Linked DNA regions of Homo sapiens: region 1 is linked to region 2. A link is a loop called in an ENCODE intact Hi-C map of the cell type or tissue named here. Cell type or tissue: PC-3. All regions are shown on one strand. Each heading gives the region's core, and the rest is flanking DNA. Links, peaks and the distances in the headings are about the cores only. Region 1 overlaps LINC00693 (long intergenic non-protein coding RNA 693). Region 2 has its middle 330 kb from the start of RBMS3-AS3.

Region 1 (7,225 bases), core at 1,508-5,507, 280 kb before region 2:
GTGTCCATGATGACTCACTGCAATTAAGATTCTTTTAAGTTTCGGCTGGGTGTGGTGGCTCCTGCCTATAATCCCAGCATTTTGGGAGGCCAAGGCGGGTGGATCATCTGAGGTCGGGAGTTCGAGACCAGCCAGACCAACATGGTGAAACCCCGTCTCTATGAAAAATACAAAATTAGCTGGGCTTGGTGGCACATGCCTGTAATCCCAGCTACTCAGGAGGCTGAGGCAGGAGAATGGCTTGAACCTGGGAGGCGGAGATTGCAGTGAGCCAAGATAGTGCCATTGCCCTCCAGCCTGGGTGACAGAGCGAGACTGTCTCAAAAAAAAAAAAAAAAAAAAAAAAAAAGATTCTTTTAATAGGTCAAGGAAAGAGAATTTCACGATCATTCCCTTCCCATCATTTTCTGTTAGAACATATTTTTGATGATTGTTAACACATAATTATCTATTGCATTCTTCAAGATACCCAGAGAGGCCAAATTCCCTACTTTACGCTAGAGTGTGGTATGGTATTTCATAGCCAGTGCATTCACCTTACTTTTTCCCTTAACTCTTGGTGGAATTTAATCCCATTTTTTCTTACTTAATACTCACTGGAAAGAAAGAACAGCTGGCCTAGGCATTCTGTATGATATCCTAAACCTGTTTTCATTGTTTTAGTATCACTTTTATTAGCTTTGCCTCCTGATGTCACAGTAAGGTAATGGCCCTTGTTTTCTGTGGTCCCCAGTTTACTGATTTGAGGCAGGTTTAACTGACATATCAGAGGTCCTATTCTGAGTTACATGAGACAGGTGATATTAACGGCTACAGCTCCAAAGTTGTAGGAGATAGCAAACTGCAGCCCATGGGCCACATCTGGCCTGTGGACTGTTTTTGTAAGTAAAAGCTTATTAGAATACAGCCACATTACTTTATTTATGTATGTCTATGACTGCTTTCAGCACTACAGTAGCAGAGTTGAGTAGCTGTGGCAGACACTGTATGGCCTGAAAGGCTTAAAATATTTACTGTCTTGCCCTTTACAGGAAAAGTTTACTGACCCCTGAATTGAATGAGCCACATTCTTCACTTTAAAAACTGTGAAAGATTTTACAGCTGGATATTACTCTTCCCAAGCCTTTCTGGTTAGGATTTGTCTTTCAAAGTGATCAAAGAATGTTGGAGATACAAATAATCTGAGAAGATTCATCTAGTCTGGAATGTCTTCCATTCCACAGATAAAAGCCCCAGAGATATCACGTGGCTTATACAAGCTTCCACAGAATATTAGAGATAGACTAGAGTGCCCTTTATTTCCTACACAGGTTTGTGTATTGGAAGAGTACCTAAACATACTGTCACCAAAACAGGATCATTTCCCTCATCCCTCCTCAAGGACCTTATTCTGTCAGTTACCTCGTCTTTTCTGTATCTTCTATTGCTTCCTCTCCACTGTCCTTTCAAATTATTATTAATAGAATACTCAGGACTTAAATATTGTAATAAGGACATTGCCATCACCTATTTCATCTAGACATAATGTCATGCTTCTTCCCTTCCCTTCATTGCCCACAGTGGCACACGACTCACTATTTTACTCCCTCAAGTTCCATTCTAAATTCAGCTCTTCTAAAACTGTTCCAGCTGGGGTCGCAGACAAATCCATGGGACGATATGTAGTCTTCGTCTGTCCCAATTTTTGTGTAGCATGAAAACTCTTGACACCACACACTACAAACTACATTTCATGGGAGGCTCTTTTTCTCTTGTTTTTGAACCATGATCCTATTTTACTTCTCTTCCTACCTTCTGTTAAGTCTCTCTCCCACATTATTCCTTCTCTGCCTATCTTGTGTTTTCCCAGGTTTCATACTTAGAAGCTCTCCTTAGCAATCTTGTACTTTGTTGTGGATTCCAAGACTGTCTACTGAACTGAAGAATGTCTCTGAATGTAGCAGAAGTAATACTCACCAGCTCTCCCTCTGAATTACTCCTCTATTTGACTCTTCATCATCCTCTTCTTCATTCTCATGACATTTCAATACCTAATATATACTGAACACTTGTTATCAAGCAGGTTCAGTGCTGAGAGCTTTTGAAAGTAGAAGAGCACTTTTAAAAGATTGAAAATTATTTTCAACTTTAAAAAATCAAAAAAAATTTACCAAGTAAATACGTTCAGGTAAGCAGCATCCACATCAGAAAATAACATTGCCAGCATTTTAGGGGCTTCTTTAATGCTTTAATGCTCCCTTCCTGGTTACTAACCCTCTACCCAGTGATAATCATCCGGACTTTTTTTTTCAAGATGGAGTTTTGCTCTTACTGCCCAGGCTGGAGTGCAATGGCATGTTCTCGGCTCACTGCAACCTCCGCCTCCCAGGTTCGAGCAATTCTCATGCCTCAGCCTCCCAAATAGCTGGGATTACAGGTGCCCGCCATCACGCCCAGCTAATTTTTTGTATTTTTAGTAGAGACAGGGTTTCATCATGTTGATTAGACTGGTCTCAAACTCCTGACCTCAGGTGATCCACCCGCCTCAGCCTCCCAAAGTGCTGGGATTACAGGCATGAGCCACCGTGCCTGGCCAGTCATCCAGACTTTTTAACATTTATTAGTTTAGCCTGTGTCTGTGTGTTATTTAAATGGAGTCATACAATATGTAGTATTTGGTATCTGGCCTCTTTGCTCAATTTTATGTCTGTAAGATTTGTCTATCTTTTTATGTGTAGTTGTTGATTGCTCATGCCCATTACTGTGTAGTGTCCCATTGTATGAATAACTACAATTTATGTATCTATTTTTCTGTTGCTGGAAATGTTGCTTATTTTTAGTTTATTATTATCACAAGCAGGACTATTAGGAAATTTTCATATATATATATATATGTACCATTCAGCACCCATAATACACGTTTCTATTGCGTATAATCTTAAGAGTGAAACTGCTAGGTCATAGAACATACATATGTTCAAAAATTGTACTCTCAGTTTATATTCGCACTACCAGTATATGAGAGTTCTTGTCCATGTAGCATATATTCTAATTTTCAAAATGGTTCTGTGACATAGTTACAGTTTTATTGTCGTTTTTCATTTTAATAAAATCCGAGTCTTAGACAAGATAAAAGACCAATGTCATGTACTATTAGTTTATACCCCAATGCAGTCTGACCCCAGAGCCTGTATAGTTTAGTAAAGTGTCCAAGGGAGAGAATACAGTCGTGAGTTCTTAGTTTCCCTTTCTGGTTGGGTCAGTGAAGTCCCTTCCTCACCCCTCTTTTCTGTTTATCTCTACAGACAGAAACTAAAAACAATGGCTACAGGCCGCTAAAAGCCTAAAACAAAACAAAACAGAACAACAACAACAAAATAAGTTGGCTTAGACAAGCTTGCAAACCACTATCCTTTCTTATGCCTCTAGGTTAAGGATGTTATCATATACAGGTGTCCTCTACTTGGTAACTTTCACAGCTCATTTCCATAAAGCCAAATGCCAGCCCAGTGTATGTCACCTCCTACTGTGGCCAACAGATGGCGCTAATGGTGGTTTGAAACTTGTCACTTGGGGCTTTTGAGCACATGAGCTCAGACATAGCCTCTTAGAACTAGTCTTTCTCTATAATGGTCTGAGCTGACCTGAGAGCCAGAAACTTTAGGATCATTTCTCTCTCCCACCCCACCTAGTTAAATCCCAAATCCCATTCATCTTAATCAGAAATAATTCCTGAATATGTACCCCTCTCCATTCTCTCCTTCCTCTGTGTGTGCTCTCCTCCTGTCCCTTTTTTTAGCACTCATCACAGGTGGCTATTTATGTATCTGCATTGCCCTGCTATGCTGTGAACTCCTCAGGGCAGAGACTGGGTCATATTCATTCTGTGTCCCCGGTGTCTGACAGTGCCTGGCACAAAGAAGGTGCTCACGTTGGGGACTGAATAAAGTTCCCCTGGCAGAAACCCAAAAGGTTCAAAATGACTGTTCTTTCCTGTAGTCACAGAAGCTCACAGGGCATTTGACTTGCCCTGTATGCTCTGAATGGTCTGGTATCGTACTCTGACCTATGGGAGATCAGGGCTTATTATCACACAGGCTTCTGGCCAACAGTGTGGCTTATTTGTACATTCCATCTCTCTTCTTCCAGAAGATGAAAGACAGGACATGATACAAGCTACGAGATCATTTTTTTAAAGAAAAATGGGTGGTTGTCATAGCATTTCTGGTGTCAGACTGCAGATATGATCAAGCTGTCCATTTACCCTGGTTCAAATTGAATTGCTGGTAATTAAGAATGGGGAATGGGGTTAGGTCCATCTGAGATCAGACAGCAGAACCATTAAGGACAGATAAATCCCTTTATGAGAAATAAAGAGACTCCTGGTTATTAGACTGTATGTTTGTGGGCTAGGTGTTTGTTTTTAATCACAAAGTTTTGTACACTTGGAAGAGGTTAGGTAAAAACATTAAGCAGATTAACATTTTACAAATATTTTCTTTCCCTGACCGTCCTTTTCTACCTCCTTCCCACAGTTACAACTTTTCAATGTTAGTGCTGATATTCTCTCTCTCTAGTATATCACTGTGTTGGGTTAGGAGCCAGACTGCTTGGGTTCAGCTCTTGGTGCCACCCCTCCTATTTATGTGATCTTGGGCAAATTAACCTCTCTGAGCCCCAGATTTCTCATTAGTAAAGTGAGTTTACTATTATAATATTACCTTCCTCATAGGGGTGTAATGGGGATTAAATGAGTTTTAATACATCTAAAACTCTTAGAATAGTGCCAGCCCATATTAAGTGCACTTGGTAAATATTGGCTTTTTTTTTTAAATCACACCAGACATAGCTGTTTTATGAAAGCATTTCCACAGTAACCATGAGCAAGTTCATTTATTATTATGTTTCATGTTGTGGTAGCTTGTATTATTAGGGTGAAAAATGGCCAAATGTAAATGAACTTATATTTAAACTATTTTTTTCTCACCAATTTTGCTGGATAATTTCTATACTCGTTACATAATATGAGCAGAATCCTATACTCTCTACACATGCCACCATAATTTCTTATGTTTATATTGCATCTTAAAGTTTATAAGTGACTTTCACTTATAAAATCTCATTTGAAACTCTAAGAAAGCCTTGCAAGATGGACAGGGCTTTTCAAATATTCATTCCTATGTTATTTAAGAGATAAGAAAGCTGTGTCTTTCTGTAGTTAAGGGAATTTTGCAAGATCTCAAGGATAGTAAATGACAGAGCTGGGATTACCATCCTTCTGGTCCCAGTAGCTCACTCATGGTCAGGGTCTAGGAGCTTGTGGACAAACATGCACATTAGGGAGCTTGGTGAGCTGCAAGTGGATGGTGTGTATGTCCGTTAGTAAAATGTGTGTACATGCAATGGCTTCTACCTAACACAGAAATTAGGTATTAAAAACCTTCGTAAGAGAATTCACAGTTGAGGCCATTATTTCAAAACTAAGAATGGGCAATAGAAGTCCCAAATGAGTCTATGCAAGCCTTTAAAATTTTATGTTACTAAAGTAACTTAAGACAGTACCATAAATTAGGACTATCTCACTGACAGTTTACACATTTTTAGTGAGTAGCAAGTAATTCCAGGATCTCCCTTGCCAACATTTGCAGCATGTCACCTTTATGGTTTTTGTTTGTTTGTTTTGCAGATACTGACACAGCACACTGCAATTTTTTTCTGGGTCTGCTCTGCCATCTAAATGTTCAATGCCTGTCTGGTTTTATGACTTCATATTATTGATTTCTGCCATTCCTGCGGCCTGCATCTGTCAGCCCCTCTTAGACGCCTCTAAGCTTTCTTCCTTTGCTCAGACACAGCCAGAATGCAATACTAAGGTTCTACCTTCCCTTACCTCCTTTGTCTTACTCAAGTCTTCTAAGACCAGTCTTCCTTTTCTGCTATTTTCTGTATCTCCTGTTAAAATTCTCAAACCCCAGAACATCTTTATTAATTTGTCTTTAAAAGACTGACCTAGAACTGAAAACTTCACTGTTTCAGAATAAAAGTATGGGTGCCACAATTTTGCATAAGCTTTCATTCAATTCAGCTAAAAAGTACGCATGGAGTTTCTATGTATGCTCTCCTAGTTCCTCAGGAAAATTCCCTTTGAGGGCCTGGACCTTTGTGATTCATCCAGGCTCATTTGGATTCAGTTCCCTTTTCATGGGATGCCTGTGGAATAAATAAAGTATAGCTATTGTTTACTGTTATTAATTAAGTCTGCCAAACTTTTCTTTTTTCAGCCCCACCTTTCACCTCACCAAAGCCGAACACCTGTACTACCAAAAGCCTCTTGATAGAGCTATGTTTTTATTTGAAAAATGCGAGCTAGCTCTGTAGATATTTCCTTGTAGGAATGTTAAGGAGAAATATATCCGATTGTATTGCCAGTTGGTTGAAGGGATGTTGTAATTGATAACCCCGTACCCATGAGTTCTGACCAGGGATAAGTAATAAAAGCATCAGAACCTCTTTCTCTTCCTGATGAAATAGTGTAGTAGATGCTGTGATGTGCAGCCCAGGTGCCTGCTTTAGGACCCAGGCATTCATTTTCTCAACTGCAGCTAGTGAGGGACACTGTTCTCACATGTCATTCTCTCTGCCCAGTTGCTCACTGCCTCTGGGAATTGCTTTGCCCAAGGTTGTGATTGCTCCCAGGAGGAAAGGGGCAGAGAGTATCCAATAACCTTTTATCTAGCACACCAGTGCCCAGCCCCTTGCTTCAATTTAAGACGACTGTAAAGGACCTTGCAAGCGTTCAAACTCCCCACTGAATCCAGAGACCTCTATTGAGAGTGTATCACAGTATAGGTCCTCTCTCTACCTAATCCCGCTTCCTTCCCTTTCCTCCAGAATTTATCCCAAGGGCACTCCCGACAAACCTCTGGCACACAAATCTCAGAGTCTTAGGCTCTGTTTCCCAGGGAACTCAACCTCAGAGAATTAATCTGATTATCTGTGCAGTAGGTTGGCTGAAAATGGAGGGCAAAATCCCCCCAGAGTCCTCCCACCATTGCCAAGCAAATGGCACTGGTCCAGAATTGTTTTGACCGTTAAATCTCATATTTGGCAGTGAGATATTTCTTGACATGGAACTTCATAAGGAATACTGGAAGTATTCAGTTCTTTAACTTATATCTTTTAGTGAAAATTCCTTTTTGTTATACACACACAACTGCCCTCCCCCCCAAAGAATGGTTTAGCTTAA
Region 2 (7,225 bases), core at 1,563-5,562:
TGTGAAGGAGCATTCTTGGACTCCCAGGGGAAAGCTCCATGGCTTCCAATAATCCAGCCTTGGAAGTCCCAGAACATCATTTTTGACACAGTTGTTTGGTCAAGCAAGGCCCAAAACCACCCTAGATTCAAGGGGAGGGGAATTAGAATCTATGTCTTGATAGAGACATGTGGACATTCAGGAAGGAAAATAATTCATGGTGGCCAACTCTGCAGATTATCCACCAGACTTTAACACCTCATGAGGCACTGAAATTCTGTGGAAAAGTTAGGGTAGTGGTGAATAGAAGTGTGTTGGGGAAATTGGTGTACAAGAATTCCCCATCAGGGAAAAATACTCTGTCATGGACATTGTTTAAAATTGTAGGTGTATGGTAATAACAAAAACATGCCAGCTTTTAGATAATTTTATTCTCATTTTAAAATTCCCTACAGAAGGGGTTGCCAGGTGAAGAACAAGATGCCCAGTTAAATTTGAATTTCAGATAAACAGCAAATAATTTTTTAGGTGTGGTATGTCTCACATATTGGACATACTTATACTAAAAAAAAATGGTTATTTATGTGAAATTCAAATTGACCTTTTGTATTTTTATTTGTTAAATCTGGCAACACTGTCTACAGATAACATATTATTTTATTGTTAGTGTTATTATTAGACTCTTCCTTCTGCCCCGCTTAACATTGCTACACCATTGAGTTTGTGGATAAAAAAAATGATGTCGCAAAAAGAACTTAGGTTTTAGAACCAGAGATATCTGATTTCAGATCCTAGCTTTGCCATGTACCAGCCTTATAACTGTAAATTATTTAAGCTCAGCAAGCCTAAGTTTCATCATCTGTTGGGACTAGTCATAACTACCTGGCAGAATTGCTAGGTGCTTAGATGAGATGTCTTCTGTAAACACCTAAACCTGTGATTGAGGTATAACAGGCATGGAGCCAAAGTTAATCTTGGTTCCTGTTTCCCTGCTAAAGCTGAGGCAAGAGGAAAATTCTGCTTAGTTTCCTGGATGGTGTTTATTTGATGAAGGATGTCAACTGGTAGAGATCTAGGTGGGACTTTTAATTCTTGCAGGTGAATGGAGTAAGTAAGATGTCATCTTGGGAGTTGAAAGTTTGATGGGAAGAAAGATATGTTTAAAGTGATGATGGCAACTGTGCTGTCAACACTGTGATCATCCCATAAGGTCTATTATGTAATCCTCTGAATTACTTACTCAACAATATTTTTATTTTGATTTTATTTGCTTGCATATCCATACTTTTATGTAGATTGTTACTCAAAATCTGTTATAGTATAATTCATTATGGGGTAAATTCCATATCTGTTATTCTGATTAACCACACCAAGAAAAATTTGGGACAAGTGAAATCTGAATTAATACAGTAAAAGCAGTATCTCTTGGATAAAACTCGAATATGCAGGGAAATATTTAATGAACACATACTGTGACAAACACTGTGGAATTCTCTCTGAAATAGGTTGTGGTTAGCTCCATGTTTATAGCTAGGGAAATTGAGGCTCAAATTGGCCTGAAAAGAGTTACAAGGCAAATAAAAGCAAATAAACTCCTCCCCTCCAACTCTTTTGTAACACCCCTTGTTTAGGTCACCAATAGCATTCATGTCACTGAGTGCAATGGACATTTCTCAGTTCTGATATTGGTTGACCTTTCAGCAGTATTCCACAGTGTTTACCATGACTCCCCTGTTTGAAAGACCCTGTTCTGTTCTCAGTAATACTTCACTCTCCTGAGTCCCTCCATCTTCTCTGGCTTTTCTTTTATTTCTTGGAGGCTTGTCTTTTTCATTAGGTATGTTTTGAAGTTCCTCAAGACTGGGCCTGAGGCATCTTCTCTTCTATTTTTTCTCTTTTACCTTTAGGGGAAAAGAAAAGTGATAGGTGATTTATTTATTTATTTATTTATTTATTTATTTATTTATTACCTATCACTAGGTTCATGGCTGTGGTTCTTAAAGATTAATAAGAGACAATTATACAGATTTATTTAATGTAAGTTTTATATGACATGAGAACCTTCAGAAATGGGGAGCCAAGGAAACAGGGAAAGCTGTACATTTTTATGTTAGGTTTGACAAAGAAGTCAATAGTAATGGATAAGTATGATTGGACAAAGGGAATACCATTTAATGATAATACATCAACTTAGCAAGGCCTATTTGTTCAGATTCTTCTCAACGTCCCTGATTCTTCAGAGATAGGGATGTTCCTTTTCTCCAGGTATGGGGGGGTATCTTTTGAATGATGGTCTTATGACCTGCTTCAGGGGAGAAGGAAGGGAGAGGATCAGAGAGTGACCTTCCTAGGTTTTATGGCTTACTTCAAGGGAGAACGGTGATAGGAAGGTGGGAGAGACTTCCTTGCTTCTGTTTTCTCAGATACCAAGGTACCACATTTTGGGATACTGTATACTGTTCCCCATCTTATCTCAATCACATGTACAGCTTCAGTTAGCACTTACCATAGTTCTCCGGGTCTCACACATCTCTCCACTGCCCACACCAGGGTTACACCTTTATTTTCATTGGTTTGCTTATTTCTTAATATCTTCATGTCTGCTTTTACTTACTGTCAGATCCTTAGGGCCTTGCATTTAGTGGTCATTTTACATAGACTTGAGGATTGAAAGAATACATGAATGAATGAACCCAGATTACTGTGACCTGAAACCTCTTTTTTTCACTCCCTACTCTGCATCCCAAAGAACTTTAGGCACCAGAAAATCCCAGAACTTCATTTTGTACACAAGGGGGCTGAAATTCAGAGAAACCTAAAAAGTTTGGCAAAGTCACATAGCACTCAGAAGCTGGGTCTAGTATTCTGCTCTCTCAAAGACTGGGGCTGTGTGCCTCTCTGTAGATTTGATCCCAGCTCACCTGCATGACTGAACATGTTCACAAGAATGATGGTTTTCCTTTTCTGGTAATGGAAAAGTGGTCTTTAGCAACTGGATTAGCATATGTTCATTCTATAATTCATCTCTGCCCTTTAGATGCAGCCAGAATCTGAGATACGTACCTGTATCACTTTCCCAGCACTTTCCTTTATTGGTTTGTCTTTTACAATGACTCAGCATTTTTCATCATGCCTTGTTTTCCGCTCTTTACTGTATCTGAGAAAAATAGCCCTTTAATAATAAAATATGATAGTTCACACAAACTTAATAGAATTCTTAGAAATTCCGTATGTCAAAGGTTTGAAGTTCTGTGTTGAAATACCAAAAATATTAGTAAAATCCTATATAGCTAATAGCTTTTTCTAAAACCCCACAAAAAGATTTCTCTCTTTCCATACTAGAGTCTGCACACATATGCTGTGGTTGGTGGTGTGGTGAGTGGTACTTTTTTTATTGATTGACAGAGTAAATAGAGTATAAAGCCAAAATAATCCACAGCAGATGACTAAAAGCATGTTAAACTTAGCTAAGAGTAAAGGTACTTGCCATTTTTAAACCTTCCTTTTGCTTCCTCTTTTTTTCTAGTGGTGGTGGAGGGTGTGGCAGGGTAATGTGGATTGCCAAAGCAAGCAAAAGGGAAAGGAAAAACATAGCATACATGAGAAACGTTAGGAAAAGAATTGAACAATATTTCCATTCTGTTACAGAGTTACATCATTATTGACTGATGGAACTGAAAAAACCCTTAGAAACTATCCTTCTTACTCCTTCAGTTTTACAGATGAAAATTGCAAAGTCCGGAGAGGTTATGTGATTTATCCAGGGTCACACAATTATTTAATGAAAGAGTTGAGTTGAGGTCATTTGATGTCGGTTTGTCCTGCAAAGTTCAGCTTGCTTATTATATTCTCTATGACATCTTTTATCAGTTCGCCCAGTCCATTGTGCCCCACCGTACCAGTATTGCCATAGCACCCTGCATTTCCTGTGCACTATGTGGTGTCATATGTGCCTCTTGTCTGCGTCAGATTTTGAGCTCCATGAGTTCTGCGATTGCACTGTTCATGTGTCAAGGAGGAAGAAGGCAAGAGGGTTATTGACATGTCCTCTTGTGTGGTGAGGATTGCTACACTTTTTCCAAATATAGGCCTCTTTGCCCATCCCTACCTATAAATTTCCCAGACAGCTCTTTTGTTCTGTGGTACTTTCATCTTACCTAATATCTAAGACCCAGCCTGTCTCATTGGTAATGCTTTGCTACCGCACCTGTCATCCTTACCTGTGTCTGCTACTCATGAGTTGACCCAGGGAAGGCTATTTAGTCTTGTTGAGGACCAGTTTTCTTTAGTCTGGGTATACAAATGGGTATACAAACAGCTGTATTTTAAGATATTCATTTAGACTATGCAAAAGGGGAAGAAGGAAGTCTTTCTGTGTGTATGCCCATTTCACAGACAAAAGAAAACTGGTCCTCAACAAGACTAAATAGCTTATCATTTATCATTTTTCTCTTGGGTCCTCATAGAGAGTGGGCTGAACTGGCGAGGCAGTAAATAAAGTGGTCTACTTGCTTCCTTACAACTTGCTGAGTAGTTTTAGTTGTTGTTGTCATGATTATTGCTGTTTTACTTTTGGTTCCTAAGATTTTTACACTTTTGCTCATCTAGAATTTATTATCTAGGATTTCCTAATGATAAGATGGATTACACCGATCGATTTTTGAATGTTGAATTCTCTTTGCATACCCGGAATAAATTCCACTTGGTTGTGGTATATATTTCCTTTTATATCAATACTTTAAAAAATTCATTTGCTAATTTTTGGAGGAATTTTGCAGCTATGTTCATGATAGATATCAGCCTCTAATATCAGCCAACACCATTAAAATTAGACCAGTTAATAATCCTACAATGCCACTAAGTGTTCAAATAAAAGAAAGAGTTGCACATCTCTCATTTTAAATCAACTGCTAGAAATGATTATTCTTAGTGAGGAGTGTGTGTCACAAACCAAAATAGGATGAAAGCTAGGCCTCTTGTGCCAGACAGTTAGCCAAGTTGTGAATACAAAGAAAAAGTTCTTAAAGGAAACTGAAAATGCTACTTCAGTAGCAACAAAGCCTGGATGACAGCACATTTGTTTACAGAATGGTTGACTGCATATTTTAATTCCACTGTTGAGACCTCCTGCTGAGAAAAAAAAATCCTTTCAAAATAGTATTGCTCATTGACAATGTACCTGTCATCCAAGAGCTCTGATGGAGATGTACAAGATTAATGCTGTTTTCATAGCTGCTAACACAACGTGAACACATGAATGATAAGAAAGTGAAAAGTTTTGTTGCTGATATGAAGAAAATTTTAGTGATCTGGATAGAAGATCAAACCGGCCACAACATTCCCTTATGCCAAAACTTAATCCAGAGCAAGGCCCTAACTGCCTACAATTCTATGAATGTTGAAAGAGATGAGGAAGCTGTAGAAGAAAACTTTAAAGCAAGCAGACGTTGGTTCATGCAGTTTAAAAAAAGAAGCCATCTCTATAACATAAAAGTTCAAGGTGAAGTAGCAAGTGCTAATGGAAAGGATGCAACAAGTTATTCAGAAGGTCTAGCTAAGATAATCCATTTTCCAGGTAGACAAAACAGACTTATATTAGAAGATGTCATCTAAGACTTTCATAGCTAGAGAGGAGAAGTTAATGTCTGGCTTCAAAACTTCAAAGGGTAGGCTGACTCTTGTTGGAGCTATTGCAGCTGGTGACTTTAAGTTGAAGCCAGTGCTCATTACCATTTTGAAAATCCTAGATCCTTTCTAAGAATTATGCTAAAACTACTCTGCCGACACTCTTTAAATGAAACAACAAAGCCTGGTGTACAAGATTAATGCTGTTTTCATAGCTGCTTGAAGGCTCAGATGATTATTAACATTTTTAGCAATATGCACTTTTGACACAATGCTACTGAAGACTTAATAGATTATGATGTAGTGTAGAGCTAACTATATCTACAGTAAAAAAACATAAAATTCAGTATGACTCACTTCATTGTGATATTCTCTTCATTGAGGTGGTCTGGAACTGGACCTGCCATATCTCTGATGATCATCTGTATCTAATTTGTGTTTACCTATTGATGTAAGCAAGTTTGGGTTGTGTTTCCATATGGGCTTTTCGGTGCCATCTTAATGAGAGGCTTTGTTAGGCAGTTTATATGTGTTGTTCATTCAGTCTTCACAAGAGCTTTATGGGTCAGATATTCCTACTAACTTGTTACAGATGAGGAAACAGAGTGTCAAATATTGTTTTATAATAAACAGGAAGAGTATTATCCATTGTATAGGTACTTTAAAATAGGTGCTTTAAAATAGTTCTTGATTGCTTTCCTAATCTCCTTACACATATAGAGACCTATGCTGTGTTAGCTGTATAATCTGAAAGCAAGAGATCATTTGGTAGAAACAAAATGAAATGGCTTAATGTTGGCAGGGTGTTAACTTTCAATGCCACTGAAATTCAAATGGTAGTGGTGCCCCTAGTTTTATTACTGGTAAGTAATTTTTAATTAAGTGTTGATTCCATGCACAGCTGGTTGCATCACACAGACATGCTCCATGCCCTCCTTTGGTTCTGGTTCCCAGGGATAGCAGGCAGGGATTTCCTTGTTCAGCAGCATGACTGCAGTGGGGTAAATACATCTTGGTTCTTGGTTTTATTTCCACAGCTAAATTACATGTACAGTATCCTGATGAGAGGATATTGGGCTGTCACTTGCTAAAGAGAGAAGCACAAGTAATTATGTGAACCTTGTTTGGCATTTATAAGCAACCTGGTCAATTCTGAGAAATGAACAAGACAGTAGACACTTCCATGAAAGGTGGCTGATTGATAGTCTAGCCAAAATATGATACCTGGTAATTTATGGCAATTTTCTCTAACAGGAGTAGATACTGAATTTGTTTCAAAAATGCCTCAAGAGTCTATCCTATCAAGGCATTACTACTTTTTGCAAAGCACACACTAGAAGAAAAAAATGCTTCAGATCAGAAAATAAGGAAATTGTGTGTCTCTGTGTATGCATGCATACACATGCATATGTGTGTGCGTGTTGTAGGGGGAAGGACTTAATTTAGTGAGCTATGGAATTCATGTAGACAGATTGATAAGATTACATCTTATTGCTTTGTGGAGGTTGCAAAATTATTCCCACTGCAGAATTTGTTAAAAGAAAAGGAGAGAGTGATTTAAAGAAATGTATTTGATTTTGATAAGTAACTCATGGGTAATTCCCTCTACAATATTTTAAAC

What was found. A loop is a pair of places that touch in the nucleus more often than their neighbours do. Peaks named below come from ENCODE experiments on the same cell type or tissue, not always from the same donor. Only the 100,000 strongest peaks of a DNase experiment are listed, where the experiment ranks them.
Region 1: it touches region 2 in a loop (5-fold over the local background); 1 of 110 quality-filtered maps calls a loop at or near these places.

What each region holds. Positions count from the first base shown.
Region 1 is chr3:28,664,329-28,671,553 of GRCh38, forward strand. All of the region lies in intron 2 of LINC00693 (long intergenic non-protein coding RNA 693), which reads left to right. Among named protein-coding and RNA genes, the nearest start is that of LINC00693, 93 kb to the left of the region's middle. RefSeq lists a silencer at 3,444-3,603. In PC-3, for the core only: CTCF peaks have their summits at 3,522 (motif pointing right) and 3,726; a DNase peak (open chromatin) is centred at 3,513; H3K27me3 peaks cover 692 bases.
Region 2 is chr3:28,948,886-28,956,110 of GRCh38, forward strand. No RefSeq gene overlaps it. Among named protein-coding and RNA genes, the nearest start is that of RBMS3-AS3, 330 kb to the right of the region's middle. RefSeq lists an enhancer at 2,453-3,652. In PC-3, for the core only: no CTCF peak of the experiment used is centred there; a DNase peak (open chromatin) is centred at 3,386; H3K27ac peaks cover 1,812 bases.